Linked DNA regions of Homo sapiens: regions 2, 3 and 4 are each linked to region 1. The links are chromatin loops, found by intact Hi-C in ENCODE. Cell type or tissue: ovary. All regions are shown on one strand. Links, peaks and the distances in the headings refer to the core of each region. The heading gives the core; the rest is flanking DNA.

The links. Peaks named below come from ENCODE experiments on the same cell type or tissue, not always from the same donor. Only the 100,000 strongest peaks of a DNase experiment are listed, where the experiment ranks them.
Region 2: a loop joins it to region 1, with 4 times the contacts of the local background. A loop is called at or near these places in 69 of 110 quality-filtered maps.
Region 3: it touches region 1 in a loop (3-fold over the local background); 80 of 110 quality-filtered maps call a loop at or near these places.
Region 4: a loop joins it to region 1, with 4 times the contacts of the local background. A loop is called at or near these places in 69 of 110 quality-filtered maps.

The regions. Positions count from the first base shown.
Region 1 is chrX:11,529,384-11,537,336 of GRCh38, reverse strand. The region is part of intron 1 of ARHGAP6 (Rho GTPase activating protein 6); the gene reads left to right. Among named protein-coding and RNA genes, the nearest start is that of ARHGAP6, 130 kb to the left of the region's middle. In ovary, for the core only: CTCF peaks have their summits at 4,023 (motif pointing left) and 5,966; no DNase peak of the experiment used is centred there; H3K27ac peaks cover 2,041 bases.
Region 2 is chrX:11,730,739-11,738,691 of GRCh38, reverse strand. LOC105373131 (a long non-coding RNA gene) reads right to left here and starts at 6,003. Exons shown (of 3, transcript XR_950513.3): 1 at 5,959-6,003; 2 at 5,622-5,791; 3 at 3,339-4,259. In ovary, for the core only: no CTCF peak of the experiment used is centred there; no DNase peak of the experiment used is centred there.
Region 3 is chrX:11,140,547-11,148,499 of GRCh38, reverse strand. It overlaps ARHGAP6 (Rho GTPase activating protein 6), which reads left to right. Exons shown (of 13, transcript NM_013427.3): 11 at 4,252-4,520; 12 at 6,187-6,267. Among named protein-coding and RNA genes, the nearest start is that of HCCS, 33 kb to the right of the region's middle. In ovary, for the core only: a CTCF peak has its summit at 4,053 (motif pointing left); no DNase peak of the experiment used is centred there.
Region 4 is chrX:11,720,603-11,728,555 of GRCh38, reverse strand. No RefSeq gene overlaps it. Among named protein-coding and RNA genes, the nearest start is that of MSL3-DT, 34 kb to the left of the region's middle. In ovary, for the core only: a CTCF peak has its summit at 3,955 (motif pointing right); no DNase peak of the experiment used is centred there.

The DNA.
Region 1 (7,953 bases), core at 1,622-6,621:
TCTCTGCCCACTTGATACCAGTAGGAACCTCAGTTGCAACAACTAAAAATGTCTCAAGACATTGCCACATGTTCCCTGGCTGGCAAGTCACCCAGTTGAGAACCACTGTCTCTTAAGGCAAAGTATCTGTTGTCGCGACAGGACGTTTCTGATTCCCTCTCATTGTTTAGAATTTATTCACATAGCCATTCCTAATTGTAAATAGGCTGGGTTATCTAATATTTATTCTAGATGGGTATATGCCAGCTAAAATTGGATGTTGTATTACTGTGACAGAAGAAGAGAACAAGTATTGAGGGACAGCTCCCAGTTTTCATCATGTGTGGAAAGAGAATCTATGCTTGAAATATTTGTGATGGTGATAGCACATTCTATCAAGTCTAGGAAAACAAGTCACTGGATTTTACTGAAGTATTTAGGTGTAAAAAATTGAAGGCCCTTCCGTGAAAAAGTTCTAATTGGTAATTTCATTTTATGCAAACCCCTATTATGTTATTATTTGAGAGAGTTCAAGCGTACTTTTTATCCTTGGTAAATATTACACAGTAAAAAATTCAAATATCAGAGACAATACAAAAATAATTGTACAGGCTCTTTGCTTTCTTTAGTTACGTTTTTGTCCAGAAATATGTTTTTGTGCATATTTTCATACCACAAGTTAAATTATTTTTCAACTTTCATTAAGGTTTTATCGTCTCTCTTGATGGTGATTGTTCACAAAGAAACAAAATATTTATCTATTAAACAGAGTGTGATTTGCATGAGGTTCTCCCAGAAGTAGCACCTGAGTCAAGGATTCACATTCAAGGAGTTTATTTGGAGAATAAAAGTAGAGGAGCGGAGGTGTGAGACAGAGAAGGGAGGAATCCAATAACAGGTGTACTGTTGAGCACATTTCCACTTTAGGAGATGGGCTGCAATCCCATTAGGGAACCCTATAAGCCAGTATAGAATACAACTCAGAGTTATCCCACCCAACGGACAAGGACACTGAGGTATTTATCCTCCAAATCTCAGCTGCTGTTGGCTCAGGGCAACATCCAGGGGCATTAGGTCCCTGGCACTTCTGGCTTTCCTTTTTTTCCCTAGTCAAGAGAAAGCTTATAGGCAGAGAGCTGCTTATGTGTGAAGCTGGATGTCATGGGATGTCCTGAAGCAGCGAGTGCTGAGAGGACATGATGGGGTACCTACAGCATCTATTCCACCCTCTACACTGGTTGGTTGGCTTGGCTCACTCACCAGCCTCTGGCCCACCAGCCTTGCTCTATGTTATGTTGTGGGCTTACTAAGGTCAGATAGGCAAAGGAAAATGAGCTGAAGCTGGACCTCAAAAGGATGCTGACAAAAATCCTTGCATGATGAATAAATGGTGAATGAACTTCATCAATGTGATGGTCAGGAAAACATAAACATTAACAAAAATATGAAGCTAGTTTTCAGGAGCCATAGCAATATAGTTTTAAATTCCAACCCAAAGGATATCTGCAGAGCAACAATGGGAAATGGAATTTTTTGCTGTTGTTTGCTTTGAACATATCACAGATTCCTCTTCTCTAGGATGTTAATCAGGGCCATCTTGGATCGTACTTACTGTCAGATGTAAGCCAGGCCACTGTTAATGAGAGACTGGAATGCAGCCCCAGAATCGGTGTCTGCTTCAACACAGATGGGCATGGGGATGAGAGATGCCGGGTGGTTATGGAATATGGGGAAAAAATATGGTGACTTAAAGGAGGGCAGAGGCCCTTAAAACTTCCTTTTATAGTACATCAAAGCTGTTGATCATTGAGGAGAAAAAGCTTAAGGTGGGCTACTGGGACCTGCCGCTTTCAGCAAGAAGGCTCATTATTTTGAGGATAAGTAAAACAAGTAGCCTCATGTAAGGATGAAGCGCTCTTCAGTAGATGTTGGTTGAGTCCATATGGCTTGCAGAACATCACATTAAAGTTTGCTGACTCATTCCATGCAAGATTTAAGCAATTTTCCCAAGGAGACAATATGGCTGTCTCCATATAAATGGGAATAATTCTAGAAGGTAAACATTAGTCAGCACAGAGAATGATTTGATGAAGAGATAGAGACTTCTATGGGTAATGGGGGCAGACATAACACAGATACATGGGAAGCAGGGTGGCTAAATGCAAGTGTGTTTTAAGCCAACAAAGGTAGCAGTGGCCATGGTGGAGGAACTGGAGAGAGGGGCCACTTGTTGATAATTTATTCCTACCAGCTCTTATTGCAATAAAAAGAAACTATGTAATACCGTATGTGGTTAAAAATTTGAAACTAATAAGATAAAGGAGGATGATGGTGAAATGGGGGGAAGAAAATAAGATGGTATCAGTATATAAAAATGCACGCTATGAGATACTGTCTCCGCACTGTTCAATATAGTAGCCCTTAACCCCATGGAGCTGTTGGGCACTTGTAAGGTGCTGAGTCCACATTGAGATGTGCTGTTAGGGTTAGGTATGCACACTGGATTTCAAAGACTAATATGAAAAAATGTAAACTATATCATTGATAATTTTTATGTAGATTACATGTTAAAATTATGATACCTTGGCTACACTGGGTTAAATAGAATATAGTTTAAAATCAGTTTCACCTGTTTCTTTTCACTTTTTTAATGTGGCTACTAGAAAGTTATAAATTACATAGTGGCTCTCATTTGTGGTTCACATTGTATTTCTGTTGGACAGGGCTGTTCGCTACCATGGCCTGTACCAGTGGTTCTCAAAGGGGGATGATTTTGCCCCCGAGAAGACAGTTGGTAATGTCTGAAAACATTTTTGGTTGCCACTGCTGGAGGGGAGGGATGCTTCTAGAAGCCCTCTAGTGGGTAGAGGCCAGGGATGTGGTCAAACATTCTATGATGCACAGGAAAGCCTCCGCCATCAAGTATTATCCAAATGTCAATATTGCCAAGGCTGAGAAACTCCACTTTACACCATAGATATAGGGTACTGGGAGCCCAATATGGAGGTATAGTATTAACCTAAGTGTGAGGGTGTAAGCATCTTCTCTAGAGTGTAGACAGTGGGACCCATAATAACACCCTTCACTGCTCAACTGCATGTCAACAGGCAGTACAGCAAGCACCTGATATTGATGTTATTTAATTCCCATGAGAGCACTATTGCGGTAGGCAGCATCTCCATTTTGAATCTAAGTCAGCTGATTCCAGCTTATGGGCTTTATCGCCCACAGAGATAAGAACTGTAACTACTTCAAGTCTCTTGAGTCCATTTATTTCTTTCCATTGTAAGGGCCTACTATCCTAGATAAGGCCACCTAACTAGTCTCTAGTCTTGACCACTTCAGTCCTCCAGTTCTTTCTCCATGTCACAGTGATCTTTCCAAAAATCCAAAACCTTTCAATATTTCTATAATTACTCTCAGGATGCAGCCCACATTCTTTATCATAGTCTAGAAACTATTACTTGGTTTCAACACATTTTTGTCAAGGATACACAATGTATTTTGGACAAAATATGGTAAGAATCACAAAATGACTGCAAGATGATGCATGTTAATGGCTGTCACTACTAGAGATGCATCTTGAAGACAGGATTGGTGACCTTTCTCTCTGTAAACAAAGACTTTTAGGGCAGTATTTTGCTTATGTGGGACCTGTGAACATTTGGGTAAAACATGTTTATGCAATTTAAATGATTATCAAACCAACAATAAGTTTATTGAAATGAGAAGATTTTAATTTGGGAATTTGATAGGAAGATACATGTTGTTTGTTATACTATAAATCTACAAATGATCAATTCTTTGGAGGGAGAGGTTCTGATTTGTATCTTTTTCTGTCTCCAGCAATAACGAGTATAAAGTAGGTTTTGATAGTTCCACCTTAATTAAATTACAAACTTTGTGATGATCCTGAAATGTGTATTTTGAATAAGGGATCTTAAGTGCCACCTAGTGGCAATGAGGGGATATATTACACATTACATTACAAAATGTATTAGTTTTGAAATTATAAAGGATCTTAAGTGCCACCTAGTGGGAGTAAAGGATTATATTACACAACATACTACAAAATAGAGCCGTTTTGAAAATGTAAATGGTCTTAAGTGCCACCTAGTGGAAATGAGGGGATATATTACACTTATTTTAAAATATGTTACTGAAAAGTTGTCCCCTTCTCGGTGGTAGCCCCAGTATGACTTAAACGCTGTGAATACAAAAATGGTATCTCCTTAAAATTATGCATTCTCATCTTCTTTATTCAGTTTACCTGTCTGTCACACTGCCCTCTGGACATCTAATTTTTTAAAAAAGAAATTTTTTGTATGAGTTGAAACAGATGAATCCTGAAATCTGAGTGAAATTTTGAAACTGCAAGTTTGTTTCTCTCTTATGTAAGAGTCCAATGAGGATATTTGGTGGACAGCCTTCCTTGTAGTGACTTGGGGATCCATGCTCCTCCCATCTTGTAGTTCAGCCAGACTTTAGGGCAGAGATCAGCAAACTGTTTCTGTTAATGGCCAGATGGGAAATATTTTAGGCTTTGTGGACTTTCTGGTCTGTGTCAAAACTACTCAGCTTTGCCTTTGTAGTGTGAAAGCAGCTGTATACAATATGTAAATGAATGAGTGTGGCTGTATTCCAATAAAAGTTTATCTTTAATGCTGAGATTGGAATTTGATAGGTTTTTCATGAAATAGTCTTCTTTTTAATTTTTCTTCAACCATAAAAATGTAAAAAACATGATTAGCTCACAGGCAGTGCAAAACCAGTTTGTTAACACTTGCCCTAGGGCTTTGGAATCCTTACTTCCAGCCAGAGGCTGGAGAAAGGATCTTGCATGGGAAGTTTTTTTCTAGGCCAGCCTGTAATCAGTCAAGCACCATCCCATTGGCCAGAACACAGTCACATGATCACAGACAGGGTGGAGAGGGAATAGGTTTTGGTGAACACATAGCAGTGTACCCACAGTCTCTAACACAGTCCACCCTGTTACTTTAAAAATAAAATTTTGTTATTCATTCATTTATTCTTTATCAGTTGATGCCATTTCTTAGCCATGTTCCCTTGGTATTTATCATTACACGCACATGTTCGTGAACATATCCACTTTAAGACCTTGTCTTTAAACTCGGTACGTATGTATAAAGTGATTATGATGAACATAAGAAATGGCATCAGTTAATAATGAATGAATGGAATTGTATTTTTAAAGAAATACCATGAACTGTATTAGAGATTGTGGCTACAGTGTTGTGTGTTCAACAAATCTTTCTCTAACCTCCACCCACATGGTTGAAAACAAAGGAGACTTCGAACCCCAGCTCAGTGTAGCACCAATGCCTCAATAGCATCCTTGGAGCAGAGCTCCTCAAATGAGAATGTGCATGTAATTGTCTGGTAAATATTACCAGCACAATGGGGCCTGAGCTTCAGAATTTTTAATACTGGTTATGCTGATGTTGCTGGACTGTGGAACACACTTTGAGTTGTAAGAATAAGTGTACTGAGCTAATAAGAGAAACCACGTTTCTTCATCTCTGTAATCACCGATAGTTTTGACTGTAATAGCTGGGACCCCAGGCAGCTGTCTGGATTTTGGAGAAAATGAGGATATAAAGGGAATGTGAACTGAAGCTCAAAGCTTGGGATAGCTATGGATTATAATAAATTTTAAAGCAACAACTTGCAAACAAATGGGTATTATGTATCTGATGCAGTTCAGGTTTTAAAAATAAATCTTACAGCCAAAAAAAAAAAGAACCCCCTGTCATTAATCTAGGTTGACAAACATGAAAGAAAAGTTTAGGAAAGAAAGGAAACAGAGAGATGGGGAAGAGGGGTAAGGTGAGTGGGTGGGTGGAGGAATGTCTTAGATTGACTAGAGAAATGGGTTTTGCTTCATGGGATTTTTTCATATTTCCAGGAGAGGGCAGCCAGTCCCCACTCTAAAAACAATGTAAACTTTTACATTTGCATCTACCATTTTCAGAAAGTATTGTGATATACAGTGATTTTTTAAAAAACTTACTTCTGTCCATTCTATTAACCATAATTGGAAGCTCAATATATACGAAGGGCATTAAACTAAGAGTCAAACATCTGAATTTGGAAGGTCCTTTTTCCTAGATCTTAGCAATTCTGTACCTGCAGGCAAGTTGATGAACATCCTAGATTTTTTATATGTAAATTAGATGCAGTAAGACTAGATCCGCCTCCTGGAAGGATGGCAGATAATTAATGAATATTGTTTGTGAAAGCCCTGTATGAATATATTAATTCATTCATCTATCCATTCACTTGTTCAGTCACACATTTAAGCCTTAACGTGTTGCAGTGCTGGATGTCGAAATACAAAATGACCGTCACACAGATTCTGCCTTCAAACAACCTATTGCTAACTGAAGAAAAATAGTATGATTATGCTATAATTGAACTGCAAAGTGACAGTCTAATAAGGCTTGGTAGGAGCACCCTCTACTGACAACCCTGACCTGCTGTCCTTTTCTCCCAGTACTTGGCACTTCACTCATTCCATTCCAGTTACATAGGCCTCCCCCAGCTGTTCCTCAGACTCAACAAGTTCTCTATGTTTTGGGGAATTTGAATTTCGTTTTCTTGCCTGAAGTGTTTTTCCCTTAGTTATCCACATGGCTCATGCTCAAGGATTTTTAAAAAAAGATCTCTGCTCCCTTGTACAATTCTTACAGAGGCCACTCAGAGTACATTATCTAAAATAGCACCTCAGTTACTCTCTATTTCACCCTCTCTCAGTCTGCAAATTAAGATGTCATTCCCTAAGGCATCCATTGTATGCAATGAATTAACTTCTCTCGTATGTATCGAGAATGGTAATAGCTGTGCATCATCCTTGGGAAAATTGAGAATATAGTCTGTCAAAGTACTTTCTGTGTTCTGTGGTTTAGATGAAGATAGCAAGTTGAGTCCGTGTTTTACTTTGCTTTATAACAGTTTTCACTTACCAAACACAATATTATGAATATATTTAATTTGTTTTTCTCTCCTTTCTCACCATTAGAACACAAACTCTAAAAAGGTAGGAACCATGGTTTGTTCAATGTTGTATCTGTAGCACCTACACCACCATGTGCCATCTCCAGCTTGGCATATTGTAGGGTAGGCAATACACTTTTGTTGGATGGATGAGTGTGAATGACGAATGAATGGATGAATGAATGTTGAGAATGCACTCAAGAGGTAACTCTTGATCTGGGTCTTGTAAGATCAGCAGAATTTTCCTTGGTAGATGGGGATGGGAAAGGTATTCAGACACAGTATGGTTTAATGCCACAGTCTTGTAAACTTGAGAGAGCCATATCCAGGTAAGGCAGTGGCTTTCTGAAGTGGCAAATCCATACCTATTGTAGTTTTCCTGATTTTTGTCCTTCTTTGGAGAGTATTATACACTGCATATACATTGTATTATTCACAATATATTTTTGACAGAAATAAGTTGTATTTCCTGAGCAGACACCTCCACTTGTTGATGGCCTGTGTACTAAGGAAAATACAGATTTTAACATTAGCCTAAATACCACATAATTAGAAATTTAATCTACTGGGGAAAATATCATTAAATTTTCATACTGCATATATTACTTTGACTTATCAGAGTTATTCTTCTCTTATTAATAAAAGAACAAGGTGTCAGTTTACTCACTGATTAAAATAATCATATTATTCCATTTCAAGAGCCTATGTTTTCAATAGTGAAATGCATGTTTAATGATCTTTAGATCCATGCTACTCAAAGTATGGTCCCCGGACCAGTGCCAATTCTTAGATAGTCCTTGCAGGTCTGTAAGGATATATGCAAATCAAGCAAGAGTAAACATTTAGAAACTTTTATAGAAATTTGGCACCATAATTTTATATCTATTGAACCTAATTTTTAAAACTGGGCTTGTGTTTCATGTGCTTCCCTCCACCCCTTTTTAGTAATTTATTTTATTT
Region 2 (7,953 bases), core at 1,141-6,140, 200 kb before region 1:
TGCACCTGTAATCCCAGCTGCTGGGGTGGCTGAGGCATGAGAATCTTGAATCCCGGAGGCAGAGGTTGCAGTGAGTCATAATGGTGCCACTGCACTTCAGCCTGGGTGACACAGCAAGACCCTGTCTCAAAAAGGAAAAAAAGAAAAGAAAAAAAAAAAAGAAACTGGCATTTTATGAAATTGAGCATCTTTTCAAGATTCAAAAAAGTTTTTGTATCAATTTCTGTGAACTTGCTCTTCGCATTTATTCAGTTAGTCTGTTGGTCTTTTTCTTATCAATTTAAGAATGTTTTACTGTTAAGAAAGCCCTTCGGCTTTGGTATGAGTTGCAAAGTGTTTCTCATTTTGTTATTTCCCTTCTAATTTTGTTTATGATTTTATTTCCATGCAGAATACAAACACACACAGACACACACACATTCCTGTGTGGTTGAATTTTTTAATATTTCCTTTCATGTGTTAGAGATTTTTGTCTTATGCTTAGAAACGCCTCTATCACACACAAGATTTTTTAAACTCTTCCATGTTTTCTTTGATAATGATCCAATCCTTGAGCCATTGGAATGTATTTTGGTGAGAGCTATGAGGTAAGGATCCAACTGAATAGTTATCCTAGATAACTATACATCAAGAGTTCTTAACCTCGCATTCATGAATGCCTAGAGAATACTTAAGCCGCTAAAATTGCATGTGAAATTGTGTCTGAATTTGCATTTTTCTGAAGCAAAGATCATTAGGGTTCATTCAGTTTTCCTCAAAGATTAAGAACCATTGCTCTATGTAGTGTCCCATCATCCAATATGGCTTCAGTTGTTTTCCGTATCTTTATTACTCCCAAGTGTCCAGTCAGAGCCTTCTCTTGACCTCCCTACTTGGGCATACCAAAGTGGATGAGTCCAATGTAATCACAAGGACCCTTATAAGAGTGAGGCAAGAAAGTCAATAAACAAAGGAGATGGAATGACAGCAGCAGAAATTGGAGTGATGCACTTTGAAGATGGAAGAAGGAACCAGAGCAAAAAACTGCCTTGATTTTATCCCATTAAAACTCATATTAGACTTTTGAGCTCCAGAACTGCAAGAGAATAAACGTGTATTATTTTAAGCCACTAAACTTTTGGTAGTTTGCTATAGCAAATAAGAAACTAATACATGGTATAACATAGAGAAGGCAGCAACAGTCTAGCCTCAGGAATTTAATAAATTTACTGGTCTCATTATAACTGCTGGCATCATGAGTCAGCCCAATACAATATCCAAGCCCATCTCAGTGGAATATATTTCTATAAAGTTTTATAAAGTAAACAAATAGACACAATCTACTTACAGACAAGCCCACATCTATTACCTTACAACTGCATCTCATTGCAAGTGACCGGAGCATCATTGAAACTGGTGGAAGGAACCAGCATGCCATATTGGCCCTTGGGTCCCATCTAGCAATTTTACCATCTTCATCTTTTAGACATCAGCATCTTTTGACATACACCACCTTTCTGCAAACACTGAAAAAGTTCTAGCAGTGTGTTAGTTCTCAAATAAGGAAAAAAATGAAAGGAAATATTCTAAGACAAAAGGGAAAAGGGGCAGCTAGGCATGCCCAAGGGTAAGGAAACCTAAGGCATTAGAGAACCATAACCAAGTTTCACTTGGGCAGGGGGTGGGGAGATTAAGAAGGGAGAGAAACACTAGTCAAAGCAGGTTTGAATTTAGTCAACCATCTCCTGAAAGTGGGCACCTAGTATAGCTTAGCTCCATGTCATCTGACTATCATCCTTCTAAAGCCTACCCTAAAATAGCGTAGCTGTGACAATATGGTCAAACAACCCAACTGCAGCAAGGCAGAACTCTGCAACCAGGGTAAGCTTGTAACTCCGGCCTGTAGCTGCTCAGGGGAATCTGCAGAGGTGAAAATGACAGGCTCACTAAAGGCTATAGGAAAGGAGAATCTTTGAGGGAACAGTTGGTACTGGAGATAGTGCCCCTTGCCCCCAGTCCTCTGCTCTTTCATGCCAGAGAGGCGCTGTCATTCTCTAACCACAGTCAGGGAAAGCGTTTTGTAGAAGGTATTGATGGATAGATAAAATGAGCCAAGCCAAGTGTTTGGTGAGTTGCAAATACGAACAGACATTGTTAGAGGGATGCTGAACAGTTCAGAATAACTGAGAACAGTCATTACCTCTGTGGAGAAGCCTCAGAGTGGGTACAGGAGGCAAGAATATCAAAGATGAATTAATGAAGCTGTATGGGTGACTATCTTACAAATGAGAATGCATTCATGTAGTCATCATGTAATTAAACATAAATTTGCAAAGAAAGCACTTGTACTTTAGAAACTGAATGTTAATGAGCTAAAGGCCAAGAAACAGAACTCTAGCATTCATGAATCAAACAAAAGAAAGCAAATGTCTTTACATAGACTTTCATAATCAGCCTGAATGTGGATTAGCAAGGAAAAGAGAACCATATGACATCCAGGTAATGAAAGAAGAGAATCTGGAGCTGAATGAAGGCATATGGTGAATTTCTAGGGGAAGAAATTGTGTTAGTCATCTATGTTCCTCTGGTCTAGTGCAGTGCTGTTTCCTTGTAGCTGTACATGTCCCCAGGTGTCTGTTGACTGCCTGACTAAAGGGGCAGATGGCACAATCCCATCCACATTTAGCTACATTCTCACACATTCCTGATGGAAAGGGCTGTGTAAACACTACTTGGCCTTTTATAGTCGTCGTGAACCCTGTATGCCTACTACTATTTGGACATAGTTTACCCATTCACTTCCTAGACCAGACTCAGGATTCTCAATAAATCTTGTTTCTTTCATAAAAACCCACCTTCCAAGAATCACATTCAGTGATCCTGCCCCCAACCCCAGTGAAAGCATATGGGGAATCTAAAAAACAATGATTACAAGTAAGGCTTAGCCAAATAACTCAGAGGATCAATCAATACAGAAAAATGAGAAAGCATTTTGTACATGGTAACACTCTAAGCAAATGTGATCAGTAATTACAATCGTTCAGTCTCCTGTGGTTTGTCAGTGCCCTTTGCGGCTGGGTCTGAGTTGCTGAACTGCTCCTGGTAGGGCCAGTCTTTGTAACTGGCTCAGTTGTTCCCCACAGTCCTCCATTTCTGGTGTCCTTAAGCAGGTCTTGCTCCTTTCTCTTTGGTGGTGTCGATGGACACAAACTGGTCCATTATCTTTTTTATAGGATGCCTTTCCTCACCAATGTTGCCAATATACAAGAAGGTAGGGGAACTGAGGTCCCAAACAGCATATTGTGATCCTAAGTTTATTTAAATGGATGGAATTGAAAAATGACAAAATGCCCAATGAGTAAAAATTCTACCATTAATTTTATTTTTGCGAAGAATTAAAGTGCCCTATCAAAATGCACAGTTACTTGAGAATTATAAATAAATCATAGTCACTGATCAACCATTAGCTGGAATTGGCTCGTCACATTTTCTGTGCAGTTACTTAGCATGGCATTGAGACAGTGAGGTAATAAATACATAAGCATTGATAGTGAGAAGTAGAAAAGGAGTGTCCAGAACAAGAATGGCAAATCCATGGCATACATGCTTTGCTCGTTCACTTCCTACACCCATGGCAAACATCAGACTTTTACCAGCCTCTCCAGACAGAGCCTCAGAATCCTGTTCAACACAATGCTCTAGGAAACCACTGTGAATTGAACTTTGTGTTGGCAAAGGAGGTAAAAAACTTTTGGTCTTTTCTGGCCTAAAATATAAGATAGAATGTTAGAGAGTACCATAGGAGGATATAAGAGTACCATAGTAGAGGAAGGCAGGCAGGGGCATCAGGAAGAGGCTAAGCTGCTGGGGAACGTGGTGTTACAAAGGGACACAGTATAGTGACACAACTGGGTCATTATCTTTCCATATTCACGGAGTTGAACAGCAGTACTTCTCAAAATTTAGTGCACATAGGAATCATCTGGGGTTCTTGTTGAAGTGCCGATTCTGATTTAGTAGATCTTAGGTGGGGGTCAGGACTCTGCAATTCTAACAAGCACATAGATGCTGTTCAAGTTGCTGGTCCAAAGATTATATCTCGAGTAGTGAGGATGGAGTTGCTTAATGTGGATTAAAACTCATGTCTTGGGCACAGGACCCTGGGTACTTTCCCTATGCTGTAGAGGAGGGAAACTGGAGTCGAAGTCAGAACTCCCAAGTTCAAATTGGAGTCTGCCACTTATCTTGTGACCAAAGTCTTCAAGACCCATTTCTTTTATCTGTAAAATGGGAACAAAACATATACCTTATGTGATGCTGATGAAGATCAAATAGATATTTTAAAGGACTCAATAAATATTAATTAACTCTGAATAAGCCACAGTCAGTGAAGACACAGAAGCTCTGGCTACACACTCCCAAATAATCCAGAAGAAAAATTTTATCAGCCTTCCAGGTGGCTGTCAACATGAAGCCAAACATACAAATATTTGGAATGCATGCAAAACATATTCAACAAGCACCTTTCTCCCTTTCCGATGGGTGTTTTGGCCTCAAGAAGACAAAGAGTGAGGGGCTTTATGTAGAAAGATGCTCTCTATCTAACTTCACTGTCTTCTTTGTATACTTTGGAGCTGCTTACAGATGCATTGGAAAATGATAATTCATACAACATGGATAATCTCAATTTTCAGAAAGCCTTTGATACTGTTCCATACAATGGGCTGCTTAAACCCAAGACAGCAGGGATTCTTGATGGAAGCCTGAGAAAAAGGAGAAATTGGCTAGAGAACAAAACAAAAAGTTGAGACTGAAACAGAATGGAAAATAGAAGATGAGGTTACTTTCAAAGAGCAGGGGAGGAAGTCTAGATGTTGCAATTGCGACTGTCACATAGGTTGGTATACAGGGTGAGCAATGAGAGAAACAGTGATTACAGCTGTGGCTCAACCATGCATGAGCATCAAGCTTGACAGTGACATGCACTTTATAGGACAATATCTTAACATTATAAGGGCTACATATTAATTAGGCTAGACAGACTGTTAAGGCACTTGAAATGATGTGAAAACAGGTCCCACTTAAGAATCAAAATATCCAGCTACAGCATGACACTTTTAGTAGAAATTTTATATTTTTCATTAATTATACTCATTGTAACCCTGGGAAAATAAGAGATCCACATTCTTCTAAATCAGTGGTTCTCAACTGATGGTTGTTTTGTGCCCCTGTCCCCAGGACATTTGGCAATATCTGGAGACATTTTTGGTTGTCACAGTGGAGCTGGGGATGCTCCTGGCATCTAGTAGGGAATGCTCAACATTCTACAGTACACAGGACAATCCTCCACACACGAGAGTCATCCAGCCCCAAGTGTCATCAGTGCCAAGATTAAGAAACCCTAGTTTAAACTATTGTACCCTAATGTGTGCACAGGAGAGGCAAATTCATAAGGTAAGAATTTTGTACAAAAAACATTTTAAAAATAGCTGCCATTTGTGGAATAAAGTATTCATTTTCACCAAACTATAATATGCTGTTCTAAAACTAGAAACAGGAGCAAGGAGGAGGGGCTGAAGAGAACAGAGAAATCTGTGGAGAAAAAGAGATACAGGAGAGAACAGAAAACAAAAACATCTAACCTCTGCCGGGACTTCCATGCTCTGTACAACCCACTTTCTTTGTGAGTCTTCTGCCCAATTCACTTCAAATGATTGGTCTGGAGTTTGCTTCAGATGGTACACAGATGTTTGAATCTACTCATGCCAGCTAGTCTTCCAGACATCATTTTGTTTTAGAGAAAAAAGCAGGTCTAATGAGAGAATATGGAAAGTAGTTAGAAAAAAGAATTTTACAACTTTTAAAAAATGTATGAAGTTGCTTCGATTTCTGACTCATAAATTATAGAAGAAGGTAATTCCTCTAATTGGTACATTAAAAATCAAAACAGTCCAGATTTCCATAACCGCTTTCTCTTACTAGGCGAAGATGCAGCCCTGATGGAGGGGACGAAACGGTTTCAGTGGACCTGCAGAGGAACCCACACCCTGCTAGTAACTCTACCTCTTGTGATGTCACAGTTATAGTCACTACCTTCAGAAATTTTGTCTTCTATTATGGTATGAGTATTCTCTGCAAGTTTCCTCAAGTAACTTATTCAGTTAACTCTTTTAAATAGATCATGTGGACGATGAACCAGAATAGAACGCAGCTAGGGGGTTCAGAAGTGGGAACAAAGAAATCTCTCTGAAAACGCTTCCTTAATTTACATTTTCTTCAAAAGTCAAAACTATTTGTAGGAAGGCAGGGCCCTGAATCATTCAAAATTTCCTCTAATTTAATTCAATGGAAAAGAAAACACAGCTGTGACATGTTCTTGGCTATCAATGGCATTGATTGACCTTTGGCTGAGTCCATTTAGGAGATGGTAACATACATCCCAGGAACCTAACCTGGTATCCTAAAATGAAAGGGTTCCTCAGGACAAGGTTGAATTATAAATGATTACATGATTGGACATCAGCACCCTGCAAAACAGCCAGAGCTGAGGACCACAGAAGCAATGGGAATAGAACTCTACCGTCAAGCCTATTTATCCACAAAGATACACAGATGGTATTGCCTTGAGTTTCAACACCATTGTCATCATTTTTGGTTGGATTCCTTACCATCATTAATTGATAGAACTCCGTGGATTAATTGATTTTTTTCTTTTTAAATTAGGTTTAATTTTTAAAATTAAAAAAATTGTATATATTTTTGTGTACCACATGTTTTGAAGTAGGTATACTTTGTGAAATGGCTCAATAGGGCTAATTCACATATGTATTGCCTCACATACTTATCAGTGAGAACACTGAAAATCTACTCTTCTAATGATTTTCAAAATACAGTATGTTCTTTTTAACCATAGTCACCATGCTGTACCATAGATCTCTTGAACTTATTCCTCCTATCTAACTGAAATTTTTTATCCTTTGACCAACAACTTCCCAACCCTCCATCTCCCCAGCCCCTGGTAACTACCATTTTACTCTCTACTTTTATGAGTTCAACTTTTTTAGATTCCACATATGAATGAGATCAGACAGTATTTGTTTTTCTGTGCCTGGCTTATTTCACTTAACATAATGTCCTCCAGATTTATCTATGTTGTTTTGAATAACAGGATTTCTCCTCTTTTTTAAGGCTAAATAGTTTTCCATCCTGCATTTGAACCACATTTTCTTTCTCATTTTTTTTGTTTGTTTGTTTTTGTTTTTTGAGACAGAGTCACTCTGTTGCCCAGGCTTGAGTGCAGTAGTGCAATCTGGACTCACTGCAACCTCTGCCTCCTGGGTTCAAGCAATCCTCCTGCCTCAGCCTCCCAAGTAGCTGGGACTACAGGTGCACACCACCACGCCCGGCTAATTTTTGTATTTTTGTAGAAATGGGGTTTCACTCTGTTGGCCAGGCTGACCTCAAGTGACCTCAGAGGCTGCTTCAGCCTCCCAAAGTGCTGGGATTACACGTGTGAGCCACCATGCCTGGCCTGGACCATATTTTCTTTATCAATTCATCCAATGATGGAAACTTAGGTTGGTTCCATATAAGCTACTGTGAATAATACTGAAATAAATATGGGAGTGCAGATATCTCTTGGATATAGTAATTTTGTTTCCTTTGGATGTATACCCCAAAGTGGGATTGTTGGATCATGTGGTAGTTCTATTTTTAATTTTTAAAGGAACTTTCATACTATTTTCTGTAATAACTATGCCAATTACATTACCACCAACAGTGTGCAAGGGTTCCCTTTAAAGTTTCCATATCCTTTCCAACTTTATATCATTTTTTTTGTTAGTAGTCATTCTAACATGTGAAGTGATATCCCACTGTGGTTTTAATTTATGCAATGATTAGTGATGTTAAGCATTTTTTCATACACCTGTTGGTCATTTGTATGTCTTCTTTTGAGAAATGTCTATTCAGGTC
Region 3 (7,953 bases), core at 1,559-6,558, 390 kb after region 1:
AACCCATGTAGACTGGTGACCTGTCCACCCAACCTCAATCCATGATGCTCTGAGACTGGAAAGAGAAGCCACCAGGCACTTTTGGATGCCAACTTATGTCAACTGGCAACTCATTCACCCAACATTCTGAACCTCAATCCATCAAACTCCAAGACATACAAAGAGATGTCACTATGTGCTTTTAGACTATTCCTCATCTAGTGAATCACTGATCAGAGTAAAAATTTCATGTAAATAGATACATGAGTATTTTAATGCCTTTATTTGGGACCCTGAACTCAAAACTATCTTCTTAGGGTTGGATTATCCTAGAGTCAAATCTGAGAGAAAACATTGTGGTTGCTTATCTCATTTTTCGGACATATCCAAAAGATGGTATGGTTTTCTAGATTTGACACTGAGTGTCCTGTGGAAAATCACTAAAACCTCCCCTCCTGGGCCCATTTCTCCACCAGTGTTCAGAAATTAGAGTGCTGCCAATTGGAACTGGTTTGTAGGAAGGTAATGCCCACTCAAGAAGCTCCCAGAGCTGACTCACAATGATGGGTTTTAGCCACCATCAGGCACCCTGGTCCTGGCAGACAACCACTTCTCTGACAGTTGTAGCCTGAAAGGTAGTTTTTCTTTCTTTTCTCACTTTTATCTCTAGGTTTCAGGGTCAGAGAAATTTCCTTTCCTATAAACTTTTACCATCCACATTTCCACTACACTACACCCGGATTTATTCACACCCTGTCTTCTTGCAGAATTTCTGGATTATAAGAATTTGTTTTTTGATTTGTGATTTTTATATGGAAAATCTTACAGAACTTTATAGATTTTACCTGATTTATAAATTTGACAAGCTGCTTTTACAATAGCTTCCATAAACTTAGAAATGTTTCAGAAACTGGGATAGAATAGAAAGATTTAGAAGTGGAAAATGGAAAATGGACAGACACAGGAAGCACAGGTGTGTAATGAAGGTATCCACAATGACTGGATGCCCAGCCCCCATTACAGGAGAGACATGCTCTGAAAGGCCCTCACAATTCTGCTTCCAAGTCTCTGGAAATTTCTCCGGACTCCAGCCTCCATTCAGCAATCCTACTCTCTCTCTGTTCTGTGTCTTTACTTCCAATTGTATCACCTAAGTGGGTGTATGTGTATATGCATGTGTATATAGTTGCATTTATGTGTATATGTAATATGTGTCTGTGTATATGTGTACATGTCTATGTCATATTTGTGTGTGTGTATATGTGTTTATGAATATGTATATGTGTGCATATGTTGATGCATGTATATGTATGTGTTCATATGTTGATGCATGTATATGTATGTGTTTATGTCTGAATATGTATATGTATGTGCGTGTGTGTTGGGTATGTATGTATATGTGAGTATGTGTATATATGTTGATCCTGGATTTGCTTCTGACAGATATAAAACAATAGAATGACACTATTTTTTTAAAAAATCTATGAACTGCCTATGTTGTTATGAGAGTTCTGAGGAGTGAATAAAACAGCTTTTTTTTTTAATCGGTGTGCTTTCATGTGAGAAGATAATTCTTGGACATAGGTTCTTAGGCAAATTTGGCTGCCACTTCCTGACCTCTGCTAAGACAATAAAATGATAGGGAAATATTTTAAACATTTTAAAAGGCTATTAACTCTAAGTAAGAAAGAGCATTTTACTACTGATTTGTAATAATGTTGAACACTATCTACCAAATAAATTCTAGAAGAATCCCAACCCTAACTGCCTCTGCTGCTAGAGAGCATGGTATTCAGCATTCAGTCAGCTCCTTGTTTCTTTCACTCAATCCCAGACTCAGGTCAGGAAAAAGGAGAGTTGTTAACAGTAGCTTAGTACAGTGCCTGCCACATAATTAACTCTGTATAAATATTAACTTTTACTCTCCTCACAGGCCAAGGGGATATTTCACATAAGTATATTTCCCAAACTGCTTGCCATGTGTACTCACACTGTATCTCCTCCCATGGCTGGGATACACTGGGGGGTGGGGAAACTGTGAAAAGAAGACATCGTCTCTCATTGGATGCCCCCTCTGTCTATGTCCCTGGCTGTGACCCCAGCCATCCCAAGGAGGTTCAGAGCCTGTGTCTACTATGAGACACCTCATCTACCTCTACCTCCAGGGATTCGCTTCAGCCACCCCCACTGTTTCCTCCCTGATGGAGGGCCCAGCTGTGGTCACTTTGCCGGCTTGACTTAGGAGACTGAACCAGAAGAGCAGAGAACACTACACTGGTACTTCCTACCCCCCTTTCACTTCAAAATGTTCTGATCCACAATGGGACTACACTACATTCAGTTGTCTGGATCCTGCTTAAGGCAGACAGAGGAGGTCCAGGAATCGGCTGGGATGGGGACACCCTTCCTCCTTCTCCTAACTGTGGCCTCAGTCACCCCAAGGTCAGGACCACCACATTCACTCCCAGGGCAGCCAATGCTGCAGTTTTGGCTACCATCTTTGGTTTCCCTCCTGATTTGGCTCTTAGCAGACCTTTAGCCCACTGTCACATCTACAGATTGAGAGAGGAAAATAAGGTTTGGTTATTAGAGGTTCCCAAACATCCCCGTGCATCAGAATCACCTGGAGGGATTCTTTAAAAAATTTGCTGGCCCCACCCTGAGTTTCCCTTTTAATAGGCAGAGCTGACTTTCAGGGCTGTGACTCCACACTCAGAAGAAGCCCACATTTGGTTTACTGATTTGCAGTGGCCATCTTGAAATGCTTAACGCTTTTTAAACACGGGGCATCACATGTTCATTTTGCACTGGGCTCCACAAATGGTGTAGCCAGTCCTGTCAGTAGGTCCAGAATGGAGCTGTAGAATTGGCATTGCCAACAAGTTCCCAGGTGAGACAGATGCAGCCACCCTGGGATGCACTTCACAACCACTCAATGAGATCTTGCAGACCTGGAAAATCATCCTCATAGCAGTCCTCTGGCTCCTTCCCATAAGATTACGTGATGAGAGTTCAAAGAGGAGGCAAGGAAGGGGCTTCTTTATTCCATGTTGGTAGGAAATGTCCTCAGCAAAAGGGTTCAGGCCCGTGTTTGCCTCAGTTACGGCTGTGGCAGTATCACAGAAGCTGGGATGTTTTTCCCGGCGATATTAACCCCTGCTGGAAACCTCAGAGGAAGCTAGATCCCTGTGAATGCACTTCCTCCAGTTTGCATGCACAAAACCATTTGGTTAGGAAAGTGTTGTTCAGGCATGTGTTTACCTTCTTTAAGAAATAAAAAGGATTTGTTTTGAAAAATTAAGCCAAAAGAGAGCAAAGACTAGTAAAGAGAAGTGAAGTAAGGGGGAAAAGATGTAGGTTCTGGAACTTTTAATCAATCTGTGATTGTTTCCCTTCAAGATGTTGTCAGGGCCAGTTTTGAGGAGGGTAGAAAAGAAAGATGTTTCCAGGTAAGACTTCCCATGCTCTTTTCACGTTGCTCAAGTTCTCATTTTTCTGTTCCACATACATTTTCACTGTTATTTCTGTTTCTGTGACAACTCATGAACACAGAACTATGATAATGGTATACTAATTAGTACATCATATCAGTTTGTAAAAGCACTAGTGCCTTGTAGAATCATTTTAGATGTATTTGAATAAAATGGAGTCTAGTGAGGGTCATATATTTATTGTTTTTGTCACTACTTTATACATGAAACACTTATTCCCACCGGTGGCATCAACATCTTTATCACATGAAGGATGGATTTATTTACACTAAGTACAGTAAGTATTTTGGTGGGATGGAAAAGTTGTCCAGAAAGCCATAATGAACTTCAAGCAAAGTGTCAACCATAGTTTTATCTGAATTATTTTTAATGCAGGATATTGAGGAAAGTGAAAGAGTTATCTACTAGTGTATCCTTACCTAATAGATAGTGAGCATCAGACTTTCACTTAAAAATGGAAGCAGGAATGAGTCCCTGAGGCACTTAGCGATGCCCATTGGCAAATGCAGGGCTCCTTGTCGGTTTCATTCTCACCGTGCCTTCTCCATCATTGCCTTTTCCTGTTATATCTGTTGGGTTTTACTGCCCTCTGCTGGTCATATCGTTGAAACCCTTTCACGTCATGGATGTACATGTCTTGGAACATTGCTCAAAATGGTCTTTTTGTTTCAGCCCGTGTCCACGCATACTCCTCCAGTCATTTGTGTAATAGCCATATTGTTTAAATCTGGTCACTACTTGTTAACAAACTCACGCACCTGTAATTGTCTCATTGTGCCAGAAGCCCTGACATGCTGCAGTCGGAAGTTTCCTTTTCCGTGGGAGGGAGGCATTCATCTACAGACTCCAACAAGGCCTCCAGCGGAGACATCTCCCCTTATGACAACAACTCCCCAGTGCTGTCTGAGCGCTCCCTGCTGGCTATGCAAGAGGACGCGGCCCCGGGGGGCTCGGAGAAGCTTTACAGAGTGCCAGGGCAGTTTATGCTGGTGGGCCACTTGTCGTCGTCAAAGTCAAGGGAAAGTTCTCCTGGACCAAGGCTTGGGAAAGGTAACTGGAGCCTGGCCAGCAGGCGCTGGCCAAAACAAGCGACCCTCCTCTTGTTGCATGTGGCATGGTGTGGGGCTCTTCGGACCTTCTCTTCGTCTCTCCCTTATTTGATGTTTCTGTAATTCAACCTGCATTTACCGAGTACCTGCTGAACGCCTACTCTAGGAAGAGGAAGGTATGGCGAGCCCAGTCGTTGGCTGGGAGGGTCCCTGCAGGCCACACTCCAAGTCTCAGATATCTGGGAAATAAACGCATGCCCAGAGGAGCCACTCCTATTCCCAGCTGATTCTTTTTCCCTCCAGCATCCTAGGAACTTTATGTATACTGGATTTGGGTTGCATATTTGCTAGTCTGAGGTGCCACCCAATTACTGCTGTTACATTTCTAAAGAAAACAAGCTGAACCTACTATATGTATGAAGACAACCTTCCAGAACCAAATAGTGTTAGTATCCAATGACAAGAGAGCACTATACTGGGAGTCACAAACCTGCTCTGCCACTTTCAACCTGCAGGATCTCCAGTGAGCGATTGAGCTTCCCAGAGTCCCATTTCCTCCTGCTGTGAAAACTCAGAATGATAACAGTATTTAATTCATTGAGTTTAATGAACTAATCCATGTAAAGCCCTCAACGCAGCACTTCAAATGTAATACGCACTCGATAATACTTGCTGTGTAATCTTGTGTGCATTTCTTACCTGCTCCTTACGCTAGTTGCATCGTCTGTAAAATGATCTGCTGGGAACCTCCTAGGGATGAAGTGAGATAACGCATGTGAACTGCTGAACACGTGGAGGCACCCAGTAGACGTCTGCTGCTATAAATCGTAATTATAATCCCATCATGGGATTGTAGTGAGGATTAAATGAGATGGTGAAAAAGCCTAATGTAGTGCCTTACTCCATAAATATTGATGGATAAGCTAAGGGGATTTATGAGTGAATGCATGCATGAAGAAATCCAGTGATACCAATAGCAAAGTATTCCTGAGGATAGTACAGAAACTCTATTGTTCCTCTAGTTCTGTGTTAATGTGTTTAGCACCTATAAAGCTGTTGTCACCCATCACCCTTCTATTCATTTCCTATAACATGCAAACTTATTATTTTATGGTTCTGGAGGTGAGAAGTCTAAAATGGGTCCACAGGGCCTCTTTCCCTTCTGGACGTCCTAGGGCACAATCGTTTTCTTGCCTTTTCTAGCTTCTAGAAGCTGCTGCATTCCTTGGCTCGAGGCCCCTTCCTCCATCTTTTAAGCCAACAGTCTAGCAACATCTTCTCTCCTACCCCTCTCTTATAAGGACCCTTGTAATTATATTGGCCCCATCCAGATAATCCAGGAAAATCTCCCCATCTCAAGAACCATAATTTAATCACACCTGCAAAGCCCTTTTCGAAAATAACATCTTTGTAGATTTGTGGGATTATGACACAGATATCTTTGGGGGGGCCCTTATTCTGTCTACCACGAGCATGATATAGAAAGGGCCTTTTTGTAAATCCCAAGTAGAATGAACACGCTGAAAGGTGGATCTGAATTGTATTCTGTTTTGTATACAACAGGATCTTGAATACAATACTTTGCACAGAAGAGATGTTATTAAAATGTTCATTGATTTTTAATTTTCCTTTTGTGTTATATACCTTTTTATACACTTTTTCCCTAGATCTGTCAGAGGAGCCTTTCGATATCTGGGGAACTTGGCATTCAACATTAAAAAGCGGATCCAAAGACCCAGGAATGACAGGTGAAGTATTAATTTTAAACTTTATTGCATTTACTTTTAAAATTATTTTCTAAAGTTTTCTTTACTATCATTATATTACATGCTTGTCAAACATTACTTGGGAAATGCTGAAAATGGGAGGGGATGAAACTATCCTTAGGCTTTCCACCCAAATATGCCAATCTTTGACTATATTTTTTTCCATTTCCTTTGCAAAGGTTTTCATAGTTACAGTCACTCTGTCTGTGCAACTTTGTATTATTTTCTAACTTCCATTTTCCAGTTACTCTCCATTATCCTTTTTAAGGGCCAGGGGTATTCCACAGAGTGCATAATCATAGCTTACAAACCAATACTAAGTCATTTGAAATTTTTTGTTATTGTTGTAATAAGTTACACTTTCAGGAGCCTCTTTTATGTAATTAATTTTTCAAATTATTAATAGATTCACAAAATTTTGGAAAGCAAGTCAAAGGTTATAAATCCCAAACAGGGAAGTGCGTCAAATATAACAAGGCTTTCCAAGAATCTGGAGGTACAGTCACCTCCTGTGCTGTATGGGACCCACTACCTTACATTCTGTAAACTGTGGATGGCAGGAGATTTTACACTGCTGTGTGCAAATCTCATCAGTATTGCAAGTTAGTGGGTTTTCACTTTTGCTAACTTAAAAAACAAAATTGCATTTGTTAATTTGATTTGCATTTCTTTCCTACCAGTATTTTTCAGTGTTTCTATTAATTTGCTGAACTTCCCCCCATTGAATTGTTACTTATATCATTTCCTATTTATGTATGCCAGTGTTTTTTAAATTCTTATGAACTCTTTATATAATAAAGATGTTAACTCTTTTTCCATATTGTTTACTTACTTGCATTTTCTTTTTTTACATAATTAATTTTATCACTGTCTCTTCTCTGTGAATTCTTTCATAAAATTAATCTTCAGTTCAGCGTTGGATAGTCAGTCATCTGTATGCGTTTCTTTTTAATGTCATTTCATTGTTTCAACCTTAATTTTTTTAATCCATCTGGAATACATGTTATATATGGTATAAAATGTGTAAATTATTTGTTTGGTTGTTTTATATTTATATTTATATTCCCTTTCTCATTGTTTTGTAATATCTCCCATATTACATTTTAAAAGCACAGTGCATTTTTAAATGTAATGCCCTCTAGTGCTGATTCCTTTTCTAACTATATCTCACTGTATCCTGTGAAGAGCCTTACTCCATTTTCCTTTTCCAGTTTCAGCTGTCACCTGTTTCAGCTATCATTTGTTTCTTTGTAAATACTCACATCCCCCACTCCCCTGTCCCCAACATGGCCTTGTTCTTGTTCCTTGTCTGCTTTTTAAGAAGTGGAGGGCAGAGCAGATTCATAGGAAAATGGTAGTCTGGGTACACATGCCCCAAGGACTCCTCCTTTGCCTTGCAAAATGCACTGTTATTTCTTTCCCTTCAGTTTCCTAAAGAAAGTTGTATCCTTTAGGGAAAGCTAACTGCTGTAACAACTCCGAAATGGGGCAGTGGCTTAACCTATTACAACTGGATTTCTCCCTCACTGTCCCAGTACAGTGTGGACTGTGAGGGGTGAGGAGGGGCGGGAGTGTGTGAGGGGAGGGAATGCTGTCTTCCACATAGTCACTAAGGGGCCCAGCCTAGGCTCCACATATCCAGTGGCTCCACCATCCTCAGAGCCCCGG
Region 4 (7,953 bases), core at 1,714-6,713, 190 kb before region 1:
TTGTCTCTCTGGGCCTATACTGGTTGATTTGCAAAGCACAGAGCAAAGACAGTATGTTTTCCAGGTCTCACCCTCCTGTATAGGGTGAAGTATAAAAGAAACCAGACCAATACTGCCCAAAGCAATCTACATATTCAGTGCTATCCCTATCAAACTACCAATGTCATTTTTCACAGAATTAGAAAAAAGTATTCTAAAATTCATATGGAACCAAAAAAAGAGCCTGAATAGCCAAAACAATCCTAAGCAAAAAGAACAAAGCTGGAGGCATCACATTACCCGACTTCAAGCCATACTACAAGGCTACAGTAACCAAAACAGCCTGGTACTGGTACAAAAACAGACACATAGACCAATGGAACAGAATAGAGAACCCAGAAATAAAGTCACATACCTACAACCATCTGATCTTCAGCAAACTTGACAAAAATAGGCAATGGGGAAAGGACTCCATATTCCATAAATGATGCTGGGATAGCTAACTAACAATATGTGAAAGAATAAAACTGGACCCATACCTTTCTCCATATACAAAAATTAAGTCAAGATGGGTTACAGATTTAAATGTAAGACCTCAAACTATAAGAATCCTAGAAGAAAACCTGGGAAATACCATTCTGGACATCCACCTTGGGAAATAATTTGTAACTGAATCCTCAGAAGCAATTTCAACAAAAACAAAAATTAACAAGTGGGATCTAATTAAAATAAAGAGCTTCTGCACAGGAAAAGAAACTGTCAACAGGGTAACCAGACAACCTACAGAATGGGAGAAAATATTTGGTTAACTATGCATCCGACAAAGATCTAATATTCAGAATCTATAAGGAACTTAAATAATTCAATAGGCAGAAAACAAATAACCCCTCTAAAAGGTGGGCAACAGACATGAACAGACACTTCTCAAAAGAAGACATGCAAGCGGCCAATAAACATACAAAAAATGCTCAACGTCACTAATCATCAGGAAAATGCAAATGAAAACCACAGTGGGATACCACCTCACACCAGTCAGAATGGCTATTATTAAAAAGTCAAAAAACAACAGATGCTGGTGAGATTGTAGAGAAAAGAGAGCATTTATACACTGTTGGTGGGAATGTAAATTAGTTCAGCCACTGTGGAAAGCAGTCAGGAGATTTCTCAAAGAACTTAAAGCAGAACTACCATTTGACCCAGCAATCCCATTACTAGGTATCTACCCAAAAGAAAACAAATGGTTCTACTCGAAGACACATGCCCTCACATATTCACCACAGCACTATTCACAATAGCAAACACATGGAATCAACCTAGATGCCCATCAACAATGGACTGGATAAAGAAAATGTGGTACATATGCACCATGGAATACTACATAGCCATAAAAAGGAATGAAATCATGTCCTTTGCAGCAACATGGATACAGCTGGAGGCCATCATCCTAAGTGAATTAACACAGGAACAGAAAACCAAATACTGCATGTTCTCACTTACAAGTGGAAGCTGAACATTGGGTACTCATGGACATAAAGATGGCAACAAACACTGAGAACTACTAGAGGGGGAATGGAGGGAGGGTGTCATGTGTTGAAAAACTACCTATTGGGTGCTATGCTCAGTACCTGGTTGACAGGATCATTCATACCCTAAACCTCAGCATCATCCAATATACCAATGTAATAAACCTGCACATGTACTCTCTGTCTCTAAAATAAGAAGTTGTATTTTTTTTTTTTTTTATAAAAAAAAGACCAGGCCAAGGAGAATTGCAGCTCAGGGCTACCAAAGCCATTAATTACTAGTTCGATCCTCAATGATAAACAAAGGATTTTACTGGTTTCAATTTTACCCAAACTCATGTCCCCATTATCAGCTAATATTAAGATATTATGGCATAGAGACTGTGGGTGGGATGTAGGCAGTCAGGGAAGACAGGATCAAAGTAGAGATGCTAATCCAGGAACAACCGCACAGTAAGAGCAGCCAATTTCTCCCTGTGAGTCAAGTGCTTTTCCTGCTGAAATCCGCAAGGACAAGATAGATTGTCATTATCCCAGGCTCCATAAAAACAAAACATAAGAAAGTCACTTAAGAGTGAGAAACCACTTGGTGTTCAAAGAAATTTAATTTGTTTTTATTGCTCTTTATTTTTATTTTTAATTGCTCTCCCAGGAATGGCTAAATGACATGGACTTTTCATTTCTTAAAGATCTCAGGGGGCTCTAACTTCAAGACAAGATGATAAAAAAAACCTCTATGTATATATGAAAGGCCAGATACCGAAGTAGCAATGGAGGATCCAAATATAGCCTGATGACTACAATAGGATACCTCAAATATCACTTGATACAGTGACAGTTCTCACTAGGGAAACTGGTCATGATGGGAACTTAGTGCGAGATGGCAGGGAACATACAAAGAAAACAAATCAAACCCAAAAGATAGAAAGAGAGAGGAGTTAAGACAAATAAAAATGATTTATTCAAGACCATTGTGTGAGAGAGGAACACTTTAAGAATTGGAGAGGTTCTGAGGTATCATCTTTAGTGCCAAGATCAGCGCTGCACTCTGAGGTCTCTTATGTGCCTCTCAGTTACAGTAATTATAGTGGCTAACAAGAGTCAGTCCCTGTGCTAAGTCTTTCCTGCATTTGTTGTCACAATCTCCTTGTGTAAGGTTGGTTGACAGATGAAAAAACCAACTCTTCAGTTATTTACTCGGGGTCCCAGGTTTTAAGTGACGTAATCATGATCAAACCAAAATCTCTTTGATTCCAAAGTCCACGTTTTCATGCACTCTACAATACTAAAATCGAGTTTACACATGCCTAGAAGAAAATGTCCTGGACATATTTTGGGCTTTAGCCTTTGGATTATTACCTCTCTCCATCCCTTTAGCTGTAATTCCTACTAATTGTATGTTGGAGTTTACCGTTTATCTGTCTTGTTTTTTAACTTCTCTTTAGCAACTTCCACGTCTTTTGCCTTCTGCACTATAGTTTGGCCTGTTCTTTAGAGCCTTCTCTAAATTCATAGTTCTCTGCTGAGCTGTGTTTACCCTACTGTTTAATTCATTTATTGACTCCTTCCTTTTAATGGTCAAATCAGACTCTATTATCTATAGTTCCTTGTTATTGCTCATGGTATTTGATTTCCTCAAATGCTTTGTAAATTTTGTCTGCAACCCTATATTTAGAACAAACTGTATTCTATAGGGCTCCTTTACTCAGCCTATTAGCTTTTGTGGTCATTTGCCAAGGCTCTACAGGCTTCAAAGTTTCTAGACCAGAAGGTACACTAGTCCCACAGCCCCACACTTCTCGAGTATATGGAAATGCAAACAGGAGATACTCAGCACAAATACCCACTATGTATCCTTCACAATATTCCTGAAGGAAAGCGGTTTATATAGGCTAGGCCAGGTGTCTGCACACTATGGACTGCGAAACATCTCCCACCTGCTGCCTGTTTTTGCAAGGCCTGCAAAGATGAGAATGGTTTTTGAATTTTTAAATGAGTGAAAAATACAAATAATGTTTTGTGACATGTGAAAAAGATGCAAAATTTAAATTTCAGTGTTAATAAATATTTATAGGGACACACCATGCCCATTTGTGTACATATTGTCTGTGGCTACCCTTATCCTACAAAAGCAGAGTCAAGCAACTGCAACAGAGACCATATGGCCCACAAAGCCTAAAATATTTACTATCTGGCCCTTTGCAGAAAGCGCTTGCTGGGCTAGGTCATCTAATTGAAATCGTCTCTGTTTGAAAGTGAAAGTACAGTCCACAGCTGTGTGTCAAAGTGTTCTGCCTATATGAAGAAAAACTTAGAGCGTATAAAATAAAAAAGAAAGACTGTGATTGCCAATCCCTTAAGACACCAAGGAAACTTTTTTTTAATTTCCCCAGTTTTACACTTGCCCATAATTTCTTCAGTGAAACATGCCATTCTCTACTGTGGCCACCAGATGGAGACTCCAATAACGGCCTAATGGTACATCAAAATTTACTTACCAAGATACCCTACGCATAATTTTAAAACAACACTTTGAGAACAGTGTGAATAGAGAGATCAACTAAATCATGTCAAACTAATAATAGGCTTGGTAAGGAAACAGTCTGGAGCCCAATAGCTTTTGGGGAGGTGGGAGCACCCCTGGAGTTAGTCTATGCTTGATCTTATCAATGGTCTCAAACTGTAATGTACAAAGAATCACCTAGAATACTTGCTAAAAAGGCAGACTCTCAAGCCACGCTGTTAGACAGTCTGAGTCAGCAAAAATGAACATGCATTTTTTTTAAAAGCAACCCTACATTTGATTCTGATGTAGGTGATCTAATGACCGCAGATATAAAGGTACTGATTTCAGGAGATTTCTTCTCTGTAGGCCTGAATAAACAGGTGGCTGATTGTGCAAATTACAAGATCCAATGAGTGCAAGGGCATTTGGCACCACTGCTTGGGCAGGGGTTCAAACTTGTGGTCAGGGGTGGAGAAAGCTCTCTCTCCAATTTCAGCACCCAGGGAGAAAGTCAGAAAGGATTGTCAAGGCCCCATTCAAATGGAATGGCCCTCAGGCAGAGCTCCTAATGGGGTGCTATGACTAGAACATAACTTGAGGAGATGCTGGAGGGACTGAGGACCTCCGTGTGAAGAGGTCCAAGTGTAGAGGCAGCAAGAGCCATGCTAGACCCACCTGATGCCAGACTTAGGTCCGCTTAGGTGAGGTGGGCGAGGCTGACCTGGTAGCCTGAATGTTGAAGTTTCTGTAGCTCTTTAAGAAGAGGAAGTCAGGGAAGACATGTCCTAGTGGTCTTTTTTCTTTTATGATCTTCTTGTGGAGCCCTTGTCTTAATTCACTGATTTAAAGCATTACATCATCTGGCAGTCACACCTGTAGTCCCAGCACTTTGGGAGGCCGAGGGGGGCAGATCTCTTGTGCCCAGGGGTTCGAGACCAGGCTGGGCAACATGGCAAATTCCCATCTCTACAAAAATAAAAAAATAAATAAGTAAATAATAAAGCAGTACATCCATTCTGAAAACTAACCTCTCTTTATAAAGTGAAGGGTAAGTGCAAAAACTTCTATATCTCACACATACTGATTCTCTTAAGTGCCTTCTCCTTTCTTTTCCAAGCGTAATCTTCAAAGCAGCTTCCACAACATGGACAAACCCTATAACAGCCTGGTCTGAGGCATTTTTAGGTGATTTTTGTTTGCAGGACCCTAGATTTTCTATCTTAGAACCACTATGACGAACTTATACATGTGCTCAATAAGTGGTTGCTCAATAAGTGATTCTTTCATTAAATGAAAGAATCAAATGAAGAATAAAATTTTCTCTTAAAAGGAACAAAATCCAATTTTTGATGGCTCCATGCACTTTCTGCATCATTTCCTTCAGCAGCATAGAGAATGGAGAAGTGTACAAAACCTCACTTGGTTAAAAACTCCTATGTCTTTATTTCCAGTCTTGTCCTCTCTTTAAGTCTTCAGTTGCCTGCTAGATGTTTCTACATACATGCCAAAGACTACAGCAGAACTAAGCTCACCATCGTCTTCCAACATCTCCTAGAATCATCACCATTTTTCTAGTCAAGCATGCACAAAAACTTGGGGTCCTCTTTACTTGTCTGCTTTTTCTCATCCACTATCTTGCTGGCTTTGTGCTGTATTAACTTAACTCAGCTAAGCCTAGGTTTCACAGCATCCCCTTTGCCATTTGATTCCAGGCAATATTGGCCACCCAGGACATTTTGTGTGCAACTTGGAAATTGGAATTGAAGCAGAAGTCATATATTGTACACTCTGAAGGTTTGAGCAGGGCTTCTGCACATTGTCACTGATCTGCTGACATGAGATCTGCTGACATGAGGCCAGCACCTGCACCACAGCTCCGCCAGCTCCTTCTGATGTCCCCCTCAGCTTCCCCAAGGCCTGGGCCAGGTGTGCAGACAGCTGGCTCTGTTGCGATGGGCATCAGTGTCATGAACGGTGTCAAGCTTTCCTTTCAGATTCCTCATCTTTGTAAATTGCTTCACCAACTCCCACAATTGCATCAGCCTTATCCACTATAAATGCATCCGTTATCCATTCCTCTCTCTTTGTCTACTTCTGCTGCCATAGCAAGATACCTCAAATTGGGTAGCTTAAACAACAGAAATTTATTTCTCACAGTTCTGGAGGCTGGAAATCCAAGATCAGGGTGCCAGCAGGGTCAGGTTCTGGTGAGGGCCCTCTTCCTGGCTTTCGGACAGCCACCTTCTCACTGTGTCCACACGTGGTAGAGGGCAGAGAGTGCAAGTTCTCTGGTGCCCCTTCTTATAAGGACAATCATCCTATCATGAGGCGCACACCCTCATGACCTCATTTAAACCTACTCACCTCCCAAAGATCCCACATCCAAATACCATCGCATTGGGGGTTGGGGCTTCAACATACGAATTTGGGGGGTAACAATTCAATCCATCGCACTCTCCTAGCAGTTTTCTTTCCCTCATTGAACCCTGATGGTTACAGCTCTTGTCATTACTCAGGAAGTCCTACAAGATGTTGCAATTTTGTCTACCTGCTTCTTCTTCTTTTTTTTTTTTTTTTTTTGAGATGGAGTCTTGCTCTGTCGCCTAGGCTGGAGTGCAGTGGCGCGATCTCGGCTCACTGCAAGCTCCACCTCCTGGGTTCATGCCATTCTCCTGCCTCAGCCTCCCGAGTAGCTGGGACTACAGGTGCCTGCCACCACGCCTGGCTAAATTTTTTTGTATTTTTAGTAGAGACGGGGTTTCACCGTGTTAGCCAGGATGGTCTCGATCTCCTGACCTCGTGATCTGCCCGCCTCGGCCTCCCAAAGTACCTGCTTCTTGTTTCAACTGCCTTTGCCACCACTCCAGTTCAGAGCCTCTCCCCTGGATGTGGATCTCTGCAGGAGCTTTTTGGATCAGCCACTACCCCTAGTTTCAGGGGCCACTAATCCATCTCGCTCCTGCTGAATCATTCTGGTCTCAAAAACCTCAGTGTCTCTCTGTCTCACCAAATTCAGTTCAAATGTCTTTGTTTTTCAAGGAATTTCTTTTTTTTAAACCTATACCTTCTTATTTATTTGTTAATACACACATGTGGCAAGTTCCTTGGAATCTCTGTGCCTCAGTTTCCTTAGGCATAAAATGGGACATATTAATGGTGTCCACCCCAGAGGGTTGTTGTGAGTGTTAAATGAGTTAACTTATGTGAAGCATCTAGAAGACTGTCTGTCTGCCTCTTAAAAAGTCCTCTGTAAGAGTTAGCTATTAGTATGAGCCATTATTATTCCCATGGCATAGCCTCTGAACTAGACCATGGATGCTCCAGGCTCTGCTTTCGTGTCTTTTTTGTTTGTTTGTTTGAAACAGGGTCTCACTCTATCCCCCAGGCTGGACTGCAGTGGCATGATGTCAGCTTACTGCGCCTCCCGGTTTCGAGTAATTCTCCTGCCTCAGCCTTCCAAGTAGCTGGGACTACAGGCACGTGCCACCATGCCCAGCTAATTTTTGTATTTTTAGCAGAGATGAGGTTTTGCAACGTTAGCCAGGCTGGTCTGGAACTCCTGACCTCAGGTGATCCACCCAACTCGGCCTCCCAAAATCCTCCCTGGGATTACAGATGTGAGCCACCACACCCGGCCTTTGTGTCTATGCTCATGTTGAGCAACCATGCCACCTCAAAAGATAAAATGACATCTATCAAGAATAAGCAATTAAGATAGAGGAAAGACTACTAGAACATACGTTGGGTCTGTGCTGGACTTGTCAGACATACTAACCTGGAAAGTGCAAAGTTCCCTCCTATTGGGCCACACCCCATCCACAGTGCCTTGAAGGAGAATCTGTGACAGCCTGTTCTTAGCATGAGGTAGCCACCTGGGTGGGGGTAGGGTGGCCCAAGAACAAAGAGTGGAGTTTCCATAGCTTGGGGAGACCCCTGAGGTGGCCT